2 separate regions of the Homo sapiens genome follow, and region 2 is linked to region 1. Evidence: chromatin loops called from intact Hi-C (ENCODE). Cell type or tissue: mammary epithelial cell. All regions are shown on one strand. Links, peaks and the distances in the headings refer to the core of each region. The heading gives the core; the rest is flanking DNA.

What was found. Peaks named below come from ENCODE experiments on the same cell type or tissue, not always from the same donor. Only the 100,000 strongest peaks of a DNase experiment are listed, where the experiment ranks them.
Region 2: it touches region 1 in a loop (7-fold over the local background); 4 of 110 quality-filtered maps call a loop at or near these places.

What each region holds. Positions count from the first base shown.
Region 1 is chr16:57,589,127-57,596,847 of GRCh38, reverse strand. All of the region lies in intron 1 of LOC105371291 (a long non-coding RNA gene), which reads left to right. LOC107984889 (a long non-coding RNA gene) reads right to left here and starts at 1,493. Exons shown (of 2, transcript XR_001752212.2): 1 at 1,374-1,493. RefSeq lists an enhancer at 3,857-3,936 and a silencer at 7,140-7,209. In mammary epithelial cell, for the core only: a CTCF peak has its summit at 5,291 (motif pointing left); DNase peaks (open chromatin) are centred at 5,547 and 6,027; H3K27ac peaks cover 1,457 bases.
Region 2 is chr16:57,755,325-57,760,631 of GRCh38, reverse strand. KATNB1 (katanin regulatory subunit B1) reads right to left here. Exons shown (of 20, transcript NM_005886.3): 16 at 5,138-5,287; 17 at 4,715-4,791; 18 at 4,566-4,640; 19 at 4,160-4,276; 20 at 3,388-3,818. The coding sequence ends at 3,686. KIFC3 (kinesin family member C3) reads left to right here. Exons shown (of 20, transcript NM_001130100.2): 17 at 216-350; 18 at 796-904; 19 at 1,479-1,507; 20 at 1,723-2,415. The coding sequence ends at 1,483. Among named protein-coding and RNA genes, the nearest start is that of MIR6772, 14 kb to the left of the region's middle. RefSeq lists a silencer at 3,173-3,322 and enhancers at 3,121-3,415, 3,004-3,643. In mammary epithelial cell, for the core only: a CTCF peak has its summit at 3,255 (motif pointing left); a DNase peak (open chromatin) is centred at 3,251.

The DNA of each region.
Region 1 (7,721 bases), core at 2,722-7,721:
AACCCTTAGCAAACTGGAAACAGAAGGGAACTCCCTAAATCTGATAATATCTGATCTAATATACAGGTATATGAAACACTACAACAGATAGTATACTTTCAGGTGAAACTGTTAAAAACTTTTCCTTGGAGATTGGCAACAAGATAAGGAAGCTCACTATTACCACAGCTGTTAAACTCTTGTTCTGTAAGACCTGGCCTGTGTACCAAGGAAAATAAATAAAATAAAACATACAAGGATTGGAAAGATAAAAATGAACTTTATCATTCACGGATGATATGACGAGTATATGAAAAATGCAAAGCGATCCACAGATAAACTATTATATTCAATGAGAGAGTTTAGCGAGGTTGCTGAATACAAAAATCAATATTAAAACTTCATTGTGAGGCCAGACATAGTGGCTCATATCTGCAGTCTCAGCACTTTGGGAGGCTGAGGCAGGTGGATCACTTGAAGCCAGGAGTTCAAGACCAGCCTGGCCAGCATGGTGAAACAGCATCTCTACTAAAAATACAAAAATTAGCTGAGCATGGTGGCATGTGCCTGTAATCCCAACTACTCAGGAGGCTGAGGCACAAGAATCACTTGAACCTGGGAGGCAGAGGTTGCAGTAAGTCAAGATGGCACCACTGCACTCCAGCCTGGGCAACAGAGTGAGACTGCATCTCAAAAAAAAATAACAATTATGTAAAATTATATAGTAGCCATAAGAATCAGGAAATGAAGATTTTTAAAAAATCACTGCAATAGGCAGCCTCTAAGGAAGTCTCCCAGTGAACCCTACCTCCTGGTATTCACACCTTTGGGTAATCTCATCTTCTTGTATGGGCTGGATTTAGTGCCTCACTTCTAATGAATAGAATATGGCAGAAATAATGGGATGTCTCTTCTGATATTAGGTTATAAAGAGTGTGGCTTCCATCTTGAATACTATCTCTCTCTCTCTCTCTCTCTCTGATACTATCTCTCTCTCTCAGATCACTTGCTCTGGGTGAAGCTAGCTGCCATGTCATGAGGCAGCCCTGTGGATCACCTCCACAGTCAGGCCCTCAGATGAGACCTCAGCCCTGTCCTCCAACTTGACTGAAACCTCATAAGAGACCTTGAGCCATTGCCACTTAGCTAGGCTACCCCTGGATTCCTGGCCCACAAAAATGGGGAGATAAATTTTGTTGTTTTAGCCACTGAGTGTTGGAGTGATTTGTTACATGGCCATGATAACTAATATGACCATCATTTATAATACTTCAAAATATATCAAGTACTGAGAAATAAATCTAACTAGAAATGTGCAAAACCCAGATAAAATTCTAAAACTTAATTGAGAACTAATTTAAGACATGCAGAAATATACAAGATAGGGCACTCACCAGCAGTCTAATACACATGTGGCTGCCTGGTTTATGACAGAGGTGACATTTCTGAATATTGAAGGAAGAGTTGACTTTTCAATAAATGGTGCTAGAACAGTTGGGTATCCCTACGGGAAAAAAAATGAAATTTGACCCTAGCACATACCAGTTACCAAAATCAATTAAAGACCTAAGGGTGAAAAGCTATTAAACTTCCAAGCCATAACATAAACTTTGGAGCAGGGAAGGATTTCTGAAAAAAAAAAAAAAAACACAAAAAAACACTAACCAGAAGTAAGAGTTTAATCAATTAGAATATATTAAACTAAAGAATGTCTGTTTGTCAAAAGACGGCAGGGAAAAAAAAGTGAAAAAGAAAACTCATAGAATGGGAGAATATATTGACAATAATATAACTGACAAAGGAATACTATTCAGAATACATAAATAGCTCCTACAAATCGACAAGGAAGAAATGAAGAGTGAGCCTGAGACAAGGACTTGGGTACAGGCAGTATATCTAGAAGGTCATGCCAGCAGCAGAGTTGGTGGGGGAGGGAGGTAGAAACCCAGTTCACGGGCATTGTCAAGGTCACTGCTGTAGGTACTGAAGACTGGGTTCCTTTGGGACCTCCAAGACCCCTGAGAGTTCCAGGGTTGTTTCCATGAAGGTCAGGAGGCTGGGGCATTTCTCCACCATTCCAGGCTTTCCCACATGGTTGGATGAGTCCCTGGGTAGAATGTGGAAAGACTGGCTTTCTGGCAGTGGGAGGCTCCATGACATGGAGGCTGAAATCAGAGTGATGCTGGCCCCAGATGTGTCTGCTATAGAGCCAAATGACCCAATAAGAAGCTGGAAAAGCATTTGAATAGGCACTTCAAAAGAGGAAATCCAACTGGCCGATAAATACATGCCATGGAAATACAACTTAAAATAACAATGAGCCATCACGACCCACCCATGAGATTTCCCCAAATTAGCCATACGGAGTGTGGCTCTGTGGAACACTTAGGAGGGGGTGGAGGATGGCTAGGAGGGGTTGTAAATTTGTTCAACCACTTTAGAAAGCAGGCATTATCTAGTAACATTGAAGATGCTCATGACCTGTGGTTCAGACAGTCCACTTCCAGATACATAGCCTGCAGAAGTACATGCATATTTGTACCGCTACTCACCTATAAGAATGCTTATAGTAGCATTGTTGGTAACAGCCTTAACCTGCAAACATCCCAACATCCACCAGGAAATTAATGGATTAATAAATCATAGTATGTTCACATATTGGAATAGTATACAGCATTGAAAAGGAACAAACTACTTCTACATACAGCAATGCAGATGAATCTTACAAACATAACATTGAGTAAAAGAAGGTGGGTTTCATTCATGTAATCTTCCAAAATAAGCAAAACTAAAACTGTATTGTTTTAAAACTAAAACTAAAGAGCTAAAACTGTATTGTTTAAAACTGTACAGGTGGTAAAACCATAAATAAAAGTGAGAGAGAGATTCCTCTAAGTGTCGGGATAACGTTTCCCTCTCCAGCACAGTGAGGTTGTGATGGAGGATTGGCGGTGGGGGTTTCTGGGGTGGTGGCAATGTTCTCTTTCTTTACCAGGGTTGTAGTTACACAGGGATTTGCTTTATCATTTTTGTTAAACTATGGGCATATCCTGTGTATTCTCCATTTTTTAATGCTTAAATGTTTACCATTTTTTAATGCTTAAAAATAAATAACTAGGCCAGGCATGGTGGTTCACACATATAATCCTTATGCTTTTGGAGGCTGCAGCAGGAGGGTCACTTGAAGCCAGGAGTTCAAGACCACCCTAGGCAATGAAGCAAGACCCCCATCTCTACAGAAAAATTTAAAAATAGCTGGGCATTGTGGTGCACACCGGTAGTTGCAGCTACTCAGGAGGTTGAGATGGGAAGATCACTTGAGCCAAGGAGTTTGAGGCTGCAGTGAGCTTTGATTGTGCCACTGCATTCCAGCCTAGGCAACAGAGTAGATCCTGTCTCTGAAAATCCACCAATCTATCAATCAAACCGAGCCACACACATCACCAATTCTCTTCCCTCCGTTGGGTTCCCCATCTTAGTTACAGACAGGCCACCCCAACTACCCAAGAGTCCAAGACATCAGCCTTGATGATGCTCCAACCTCACCCTCACCCTCACCTGACCTGCAGTGTGGGTTCTACCTCCCAGCACCTCCCAGAGCCTCGCCCCTCCCTTTATTCCTGCTGGCAGCATGACCCAGGTGTGGTGGCTCATCATCACCTGCTGCTGATGCCCAAGCACAATCTAGGACAGCTACTCCTCCCTGGATGCCACTCCAACCTGCCTCCACCCCCTGCCAGAGTGATCTTCTTGAAACACCACTTGGATCAGGAACTCCCCTGGTCAAAGAGCTTCAGTATCTCCCTACTTCCCGAGCACCATAATTGGCTCTTCCTTATTTTTCTGGTTTCTCTCCAGCTCCTCCCACCGCCACTCTGCTCACCAAGCCCACTCTCCTGCATTCTCTCTCTACCCCCACCACACCCAACCCCAAGCCTGTGCCACTTCCCCTCCCTTTTCTCCTGCCTAACCCTGTTCAACACTGTGGTCTTGGTGTAGAAGTCACCTCCCACAGGAAACCCTCCTGCCCTGCACCACCCGGGCCAGGCTGGGTGACACCTCTCTCCCCACTCTAACATCTGCTAGCGGAAGCAGCCAAGCCCACAGGCTCCAGGCACTCCAGAGAGGTCTGTGTTCTTGCAGCCTGGGTTCCTGGGTAAGGGAACAAATGCAGGGCCTGTCTGAGACCAGAGGCTCCCACTGTGCCAGGCACAGCCTGAAAGCAGGTCTGGCGTGCTTCTGAGAAGCAGGCTTCTCAGCCTTAGCAAAGCTTTCCCTGGACCAAGCCTGGAGGGTGTAGAGAACCACGTTGAGACCACGGAGTCTAACCCCAGGCCCTTCCCCCGTTTTCCTTCCAGGAGCAAGCAACCTAAGCCACCCAGATTTTTGTTTAACCCAATGGCCTTCTCCATAAAGGACGAGTTGAATTTCCTACCCATGCAGGGGATGAGAGGCCTTGGAGTCTAATGTGACATAAAAATTAATATGACATTTTTGCACCTCCGAGCTTGACCACACACATCTCATTATGTTATCACTGCCTGATACTTCTCCACTCCCCAGCAAATGGTGAGCCAAAGGTGGGGGAGTGAAGTGGCAGAAACGGGAACTGGGTCTCCTTCCTTCATAGGGTACCCTGGAGCTGAGCAAGTCCTGGCTCAACAGAAGGTCTCACTGCATGTTGGATAGACAGAGAGTAGATGGACAGGTGTTTGAACATTGGATGGATGGATGGATGGATGGATGGATGGATGGATGAATGGATGGATGAAGAGAAGAGCCCACAGACATTAGAATGGACAGATGAGTGGATGAAGGAGGAAGGAAGGATGGATGGATGGAGGGATGGATGGATAGATGGACAGATGGACACGCAGACATTAGAATGGATAGATGGACGGATGAATGGATGGAGGCTGGACGGATGGATGACGGGTGGAGGACAATGGACAGATGGATAGTCAGATGAATGGCTGGATGAAGGAACAGATGAGTGGATAGATGAGGAAATAGAAGATAAAGCGATAATGGATGGATGGGCAGACAAAAGAATGAACAGATAAATGGATGAATGGACAAAAGTATAAATGGATGGGTGAATGTTAGAACAACAGACAGCCCAACAGATGGATGGACACACTTACCAATGTTCTTCTTTAACAGGACTGGGAAAGTCAAGCCAGGGCCTCAGACCTGCTCTTGTTGGAAATGCTCCACCTCATAGATGGCAGGGATGTCATCGCCACCCACAGGCGCTAGGATGAGGGAAGAAGGCAGAAGTGGCCAGCCCTGACCCCTGGTGGTTGCTATGGGAATGATCACCCCAGAGCCTGGCTTGGCTGCGGGAAGCTGGAAAGGGTGGGACATTCCAGCACACTCTGATCTTCTGTCATCCAGGCAGGCTCCCATCAAAACGTTCTTGGACACAGTTTGCCACATCTATAGTGTGCTAGGCACCAAACCAGGAGTTTTCTTACACTCTGAGGGCCTAGTCTTGGCCAAGCCCTGCTAGAGAGAGCTGCTGGGGCCACTGTGGACAGGTGACTCATACGGCATACATTTATGCATTGCTTGTCACGCCAGGCTGCGAGCCAGCCCACTCACTCCTTTCTCATCAGCCTTTGAAGTAACACCCAGGACAACCCCCATTTGACAGGTGAGAATACAGAGCCTCAGAGAGGCCAAGAGGCTTGCATGGGGCTGTAGCAAGTGAGGGGCAGAACCCAGGCTGTCAGGGAATCTCCCCCTCACCCTGCCCACCCTTAACGACCTTGCTCCCTGCCTCCCCGCCAGACCCTGTGGGGAGGAAAATTGAGGTTGATGTTCTAAGCATGCCGGCCTCAGCATGAACACACACACAGCCCCTCCCACCTCAGATATCCCTGTCCAGTAGGGTCACTCCCAACCTCTCATGGTTCTGGTGGGGAAGCAGAGCCTGGTGTGATCTCGGCTCCAGCACTGAGTAGCTGTATGACCCTGGGCGAGCCACTTAACCTGTCTGTGCTTCAGCTCCTCATGCGTGTTCCCAGTATGATACTAAACACAGGGCTGGTGTCAACATTCAATGAGCAAAAATATTTAGAGAGCATCTGACTCACCGGGAGTGTTTCCTCTTATCATTGCTAGGGAGGAAATGGGCTTGGAGAAGAAAAAGCCTGAATATGGAAGACATAGCAGTTTCCCCCACGCTGTTTCATCATTTTTCAAAAATACGGTGGTATCATCACTCTTCTTAGAAACAGTGCCCCCTCCTTTGCCTGCAAACAAAATCCAAATTCCTGAGTCTCCCCTACCCTTCCCTACCTCCCCTCCCCAGAGGCATCCTGAATTTTGTATGTGCCCTTTACAGCTCTGTCTGTATAGTTCAGTGCAGTATAAATGTTTAGATATGTATTACTTACTTTTTCTTGGCATTAAACCATTATTAAAAAGGTATGGGCTGGGCACGGTGGCTCACGCCTGTAATCCCAGCACTTTGGGAGGCCGAAGTGGGCAGATCAACTTGAGGCCAGGAGTTTGAGACCAGCCCGGCTAACATGGTAAAAATCAGTCTCTACTAAAAATACAAAAAATTAGCCAGGTATGGTGGCACACGCCTATAACCCCAGCTACTTGGGAGGCTGAGGCAGGAGAATTGCCTGAGCCTGGAATACAGAGGTTGCAGTGAGCCAAGATTGCACCCCTGTGCTCCAGCCTGGGTGTGACAGGGCAAGACACTGTCTCCAAAAAAAAAAAAAAATGGTATTGACCAAGTGTGGTGGCTCATGCCTGTAATCTCAGCCTGGGCAACATAGTGAGACCCCCATCTCTACAAAAAAAAAAAAAAAAAAAAGCTGGGTGTGGTGGTGTGCTTGTAGTCCCAGCTACTCCAGAGGCTCAGGCGGGAGGATCACATGGCCTCCATGGTAAAATCCCATCTCTACTAAAAATACAAAAATTAGCTGAGCATGGTGGTGAGCACCTGTAGTCCCAGCTATTCGGGAAGCTGAAGCAGAAGAATTGCTTGAACCCAGGAGGTGGAGGTTGCAATGAGCCAAGGTCACACCACTGGAATCCAGCCTGGGCAATAGAGTAAGAGTCTGCCTCAAAAAAAAAAAAAAAAAGTAAAATAAATAAGTAAATTTTTTAAAGGTATGAAACTGTAGTCGCTGGAACTTTTTTTTTTTTTTTTATCAGCATTTATGTGTCTTAGCTTTGCCCACGCTGTGGCCGGTAGCTGCGGTCCATTTGCTTTCAGAGGTTTAGAATGCTGTGTTCTGTGACGATACCACAAGGCCACTCTCCTATCAAGGGGAAGTCGGGCTGTTTCTGTGATTACTAACAACGCTGTTATGAACATTCTCAGGTGCATCTCTAGGAACACTGCAAGGCTTCCCCTTAGATATAATTGGGAGGTAGATTTGCCAGAGCATAGGTGTGCCAGTGTGCCTCTATACCAGTGATCCCCAACCTTTTGGGCACCAGGGACTGGTTTCATGGAAGACAATTTTTCCACAGATTCGGGGGGCAGAGTGGGGAATGGTTTCAGGATGAAACTGTTCTGCCTCAGATCATCAGGCATTAGATTCTCATAAGGAGCCCACAACCTAAATCCCTCACATGCACAGTTCACAATAGGGTTCTCAGTCCTATGAGAGCCTAACGCTACCACTGATCTGACAGGAGGTGGGGCTCAGGTGATAATGTTTCCTCCCCAGCCAGTTCATGGCCTGGGGGTTGGGGCCCCCTGCTCTACACGAAGA
Region 2 (5,307 bases), core at 308-5,307, 170 kb before region 1:
CCCGCCCCTAGACCTGGCCACACACACCCTGTGTAACTCCCAGTCCCTCCTCTCCACCTTTGACCACAGCACCTCTGCCATGTTGCCTGCCCTCCCACCCCATCCCTCAGGCCTCTCCAGGAAGCCTTCTGACGGCCCCAGCTGTGAGCTCCCTCTCGTGACCCTGTTGCCCCTCCAGCTGGCCCGGGTGGGCAGTGAGCTCTCGTGTCCCCTAGGTGTCCCCCGTGGAGAAGAACACTAGCGAGACGCTCTATTCCCTCAAGTTTGCTGAGAGGGTGCGCTCTGTGGAGCTGGGGCCTGGGCTACGCAGGGCAGAGCTTGGGTCCTGGTCAAGCCAGGAGCATCTAGAGGTACGGGGACTGTCACAGGCCTGGCTCAGGTGGCCCTGGGTCAGAGACTTTGGGTCATGGCAGGAGCAGGGAGCTGGGCGGGGACGTCCTGAAGCAGTGGGGGCAGGGAAGCTGCCGGAGTTGGGTGGAGCTACGGCTGGAACCCACAGCCAGCAGCCTCTTCAGTACAGGTATTTCTTCTTGGCCTCGGAGGTTCCTGTGGGGTGACGAGCTGGCCGTGGGGGTGGCACATAGTAGATGCTCAGTGGTAACTAGTTGACTTCTTTACATGAATTATCTCATTTAATTCTTGCCATAACTGAGGCTGGGGCACAAACATCATGCCCATTTTGCAGATGAGGAAACTGGGTGTTAGGAGGCAGGGCAGGGGAGTAGAGAGAAGCACAGCAGGGTGGGGAGCCAGGGCAGCCGTGGCCCCCGCCCATCCGCCCTTCCCTGCTCACAGTGGGAGCCGGCTTGTCAGACGCCACAGCCCTCGGCACGGGCCCACTCAGCCCCCAGCTCTGGGACCAGTAGCCGCCCTGGATCCATCCGGAGGAAGCTGCAGCCCTCGGGTGAGCCTGGAGTGGCAGTGTGGGTGGGGAGTCTCCCCAGGGTAATAGTCACCAGGCTGCCCTTACCTGGATGGGCTTTCTCTTTTCTTTCCTTTTTAAAAAGTTCTTACACCTTCTCCAGAACCTGTTTTACAACCTCCCCTGCCCCCAGGCAGTAGTCAGGGCAGACAGTGCTGTGTCCGTTCTGCAGGTGGGAAATGGAAGGTCTGTGGGAAGGGGGCAGTGTAAGGAGACCCCAGCCTCTCAGCCGGGGGTGCTGACTCTACCCTGGGACCCTGCTCTCTGAGCATGGGCTGGCTGAGCCTGTGCAGTAAGCCCCCTCCAGAGCAGCCCCTGCAGCCCCCTCCCTGTGCCTCAGCTGCCCCGGGGGTAGAAAGGGCCGGGCTTGCCTACCTCCTAGGTGAGGAGTGAGCCCCGCCACAGGACCGGGACCCAGGGCTCCAGCCCCTGTTTAGCCCAGATCATGGGAGGGCCTGGCCCATCCTTGAGTCCAAAGGGGTAGCAGCAGCAGGGTCTTGTGGGGTACTGGCCCAAGGCAAGCCCACCAGTGAGACGCCTGTCACTTTGATTTCAGCCTGACGGCTGGGGCTGCAGAGTCTCTAGGTGAGTGTGGGGCCTGTGGCCCAGGGCTGCCCGCCTGCCTGCCCGCAGTGGGTTGCAGGGCTGCGCTGGGACGTTCTGCTGTTCAGAGCTGGGTCTAGCCCCTGCTGTCGCTTGTCTATGTGCTTTTGCTGGGTTCCCTCCTGCTCTCGGTGGCAACTGCTGTGGGCTGCCGGTGGGCAAGTGGACAAGAGGCTGATGATCTCATGCCCCTGCAGGGAAGTCGCGGCCACTGCCTGTGTGACGGATGTGACCCCGCTGGGCCTGAAGCTGGGCCCTCACTGGCCTGTCCCTGCTGCAGCGCCAGGACCCCCGGAGGTAGAGGCGAGAGTGGAGGCTCTTCTTCTGCCCCGTCTCCCCTCAAAGATGAGAAACATGTTCAGAAGGAAACGGTGTCTCTCGGCTGTGGCTCTGAGTGCAAATTGCATGGGCGGAAAGGCGGGGGTGGCTGCTCTTCCTGGCAGGCCTGGGCCATCAGCGAACTGGGCCCCGTGAGGAGGGCGGGAGTGTGGAGGAGGGTGGGCCTCTCACCCAGGCTTTCTCGGCCCCTCTCCTCAGCTTGCAGAGCTGGCCAGCCCCCTCCTTAGGGGGTGGGCGAGGAGCCTCTGGGCAGACCCAAGAACCATGGGGACTGGGGTGGGTTGGTGGCACCAATGGCAGCCCTCCCCGCCCCTCTCCTTCAAGGAGGGTTCCCGCAGCTGGGGGGTGTGCGGAGGCGCATGGCCTCCCGCCACGGGGCCGTGCTGTGTTTATGGCTGGCAGAGGCAGCCAGCGGGTGGGGGATTCTGCTGCTCGCTCACCTGCCTGGCTCGCTGGTCTCTCGAATTTTCTTCCCTCTGAAATCCTATTTAAGAACTTTTGGAAGCTTAGCCATTTTTACTTATTAAAATAAAAGAAGCCTTTTTACACAAGTATGGTCTGAAAAAGTTGGTCTGTGAGCCCCTCTTGGTCTGATTAGGGGGACGGGGCACTGGCAGGTCTTGTGGACTCCCCCGCTGGCTGGTCACCCCACAGCCCTCTGGGATCTGTCCTCTAGGTCAGTTAGGGACATGCGTCCTTAACAAACAACTGGGGGGAGCCTGCGCTGTCCCACCCTGGGTCACTTTCTCTGTTGTTTGTGGTCACAGTCGCCTCATGCGGTACCTACCATGTGCCCACGATAACTGACCTCCCAACAGGGGCATTCCTCCATGTTACTGATGGGAAGGAAACTAAGGCTGGAGAGAGCTTCAAAGGCTATCAAAGCCTTGCCCAAACCATGCTGGGCTTCCAGGTTACTGCTGGGCACCACCCACTGCCCACTCTTTGCCCTGGCCTTTTCCCTCTTCAGTGAACTGGCCAGAGGTCCACGCCACCTTCCTCCAGTGCCGAGGACCCTGACCACCCCGGGGCGGGGCTGTACCTGGTCCCTGCCTTGGGAGCAGGAGGGGGCCCACCTGTCGCAGTGCCCACGGAGCAGGGAGCCCTTTCCCGCCAGCCAGTGCTGGGGACTCCAGCAGGGAGTGACAGCTGATCGGAGCCCTGCTCAGAGGAAGGGGCAGGTGCCCTTCTAGTCCTGCCCCTGGAGGCATCCTGGGGGTGTCCATAAGACAGCTTGAGTGTAGCTGAGGTGGGGAGGAACGGGCTGGTGGGGGCCACCCCTAACCTCAACACCCAGTGGTGGAAGGGTGGTTGCCGCCTCCCCTTCCTTCCCAGTCTGCACTGGCTGAACTGGTGCTGTCCCAGAGGCCTGATTCTCTGCTGCCCCCTGCTGGCCACATGGCCCAGAGCCCCACCCCCGGGCTTGGAGGGGGTGTGGCCTCATCTCAAACCATGGGGCAGGCACTCCTGGGCCCGGGGAGCCCTGTGGCCAGCAGAAAACATTCCCCACAAGGAAACCTGGGAATAGTTACAAATTTAATAAAATTTGCCTTATAAATTACAGCAGCAGCCCCAGGGCTCAGTTCGCTGCCCCAAGAAGCAACAGTTGGGCAAAGCTGGGCAGCTATTGCTGGAGAGAGTTGTCTCAAGAGTTCAGGGCTGTAGAGGTGGCCAGGGACCAGCATCACCTCCTCCAGGACGGCCACAGGACAGCAGCAGGGGCCAGGCAGAGGCTCATGGGCCAGTGGGTGCACAAGGAACAGGAGTGGGGGCTGAGGCCAGGCCCTGTGGGCTGCCGAGCGCCCCTGCCCACTGCTTTCCTCAGTCCAGACTGGCCATGAGCAGGTGCAGCTCGCGGAAGGTACTGCCATGGCGGCCGCTCAGGCCTGACTTGCTCTTGACCAGGCCGCTGATGCTCTTAAGCTGCTTGTAGCAGAGCCGGCACTTATGCAGCCTGTAGAGAGGGCAGTGCCTGAGGGGCTAGCTGGCACCACCACCACCCACACCCAACCCCAGGGCCTTTGCTGTCCTAACTGCTCCAGCCCTTCCTCCCAAGGGAAGGCGGAGGCCCAGAGGGGAACCACCCAGGCCCTGCCAGGGATTGTGGGCACAGCCAGGCCATGGAGGAACCCAGCTCTGGCTAAGCCCACCCACACCCTGAGCCATGGCCCCAGACCAACGCCTCCTCTGTACTCTGTCCCAGCAGGACTGTCAGTAAGAGGGGCCCAGGCCTCCAGGCCTTTGTCCCCTCACCTGTTGTGGCACCCCTGCCCCCAACACATGCGCTGCCCTCACCTCTCCTCCCTGCTGATATCCACACCCACAGAGGGTGGGGCCGCCAGCATGTCTGTGATGAGGGGCAGAAACCGCTGCAGGATCAGCTTCAGGGAGGTGCAGCCCGTCTGGACGTAGCTTTAGGGGGAGATGGATGAAGTCACAGATGGACCAAGGGCCACAGACAGAAAGAGAAACAGCAAGGAACAAAGGAGGAGAGGGGCAGAAACAGACACAGACACACCCACACATACACCCACACACGCCTGTTTCCACTCCCACCTCCGGACTGTTGAGGGGCAGCAATGCTTCACAGCCAGCTCACAGGAACACCCAGGCTCTTGGGGGTCCTTCCCATGGTTCTGGAGGAGGCTTCTTACCTCTCCCCTCCCCCTGCTTCAGGCAGGCATGGCTTCCCCACACGCACCTCTCATACTTGCTCTGCAGAAGCTTCTCAATCTGTGGCAGGACGGTGGTGCACAGGTCCAGCTTCCACAGGGAGCTAGGAGAGGCCAGGACATGCTGCCATCAGCCCAGCCCTGCCCCTCCGCCCACTCCCCCTCTGCAGCCACTTACGCTTTCTGGTTGACGATGTTCAGGAGGTCCACCACCACCGACAGGTCGTTGATGGCCACAGCGGAGTCCACCGACGTCTGTGCAAACAGAGCACCGTCAGGGGTGGGGCAGTGGGGGACAGTGTGGCCCTGTGAGGGTGAGGGTGGGGGTACGAACGTGAATGTGGGTGTGCTGATGGGGCTGTGGGTATTCAGCACTGCACCTAACGCAATGAGTGTAAGGCCAGGCATGTAAACAGATGCTCACTAAACGGCAGTCTGTGATGATGATGATGATGGCGGAAACAGATGGTGTGACGTCAGGGATGGCCTATCCCACACTGTCCCCCATGGGTGGCCTCTTCTTGTTCTGCCCCAAGCCCGGGCAGGCAGGTGGCAGGGGCAGGGGGGCGAGATGAGGCCCTGTGCAAGGGTGGGCACTTGCCTTGATGTCGCCCATGGTCCACACAGCCCGCACAGTGTCCAGGTTCTTGTGGCGGCTGGTGAGCACCACACACATGGTGTCGTGGCCTTTGCGGATCTGTGACATGGCATCCTCGTCCACCAGCTCGGCCTGCTGGGGGATCTTCACGGCCTGCGTGGGATGGACACCCA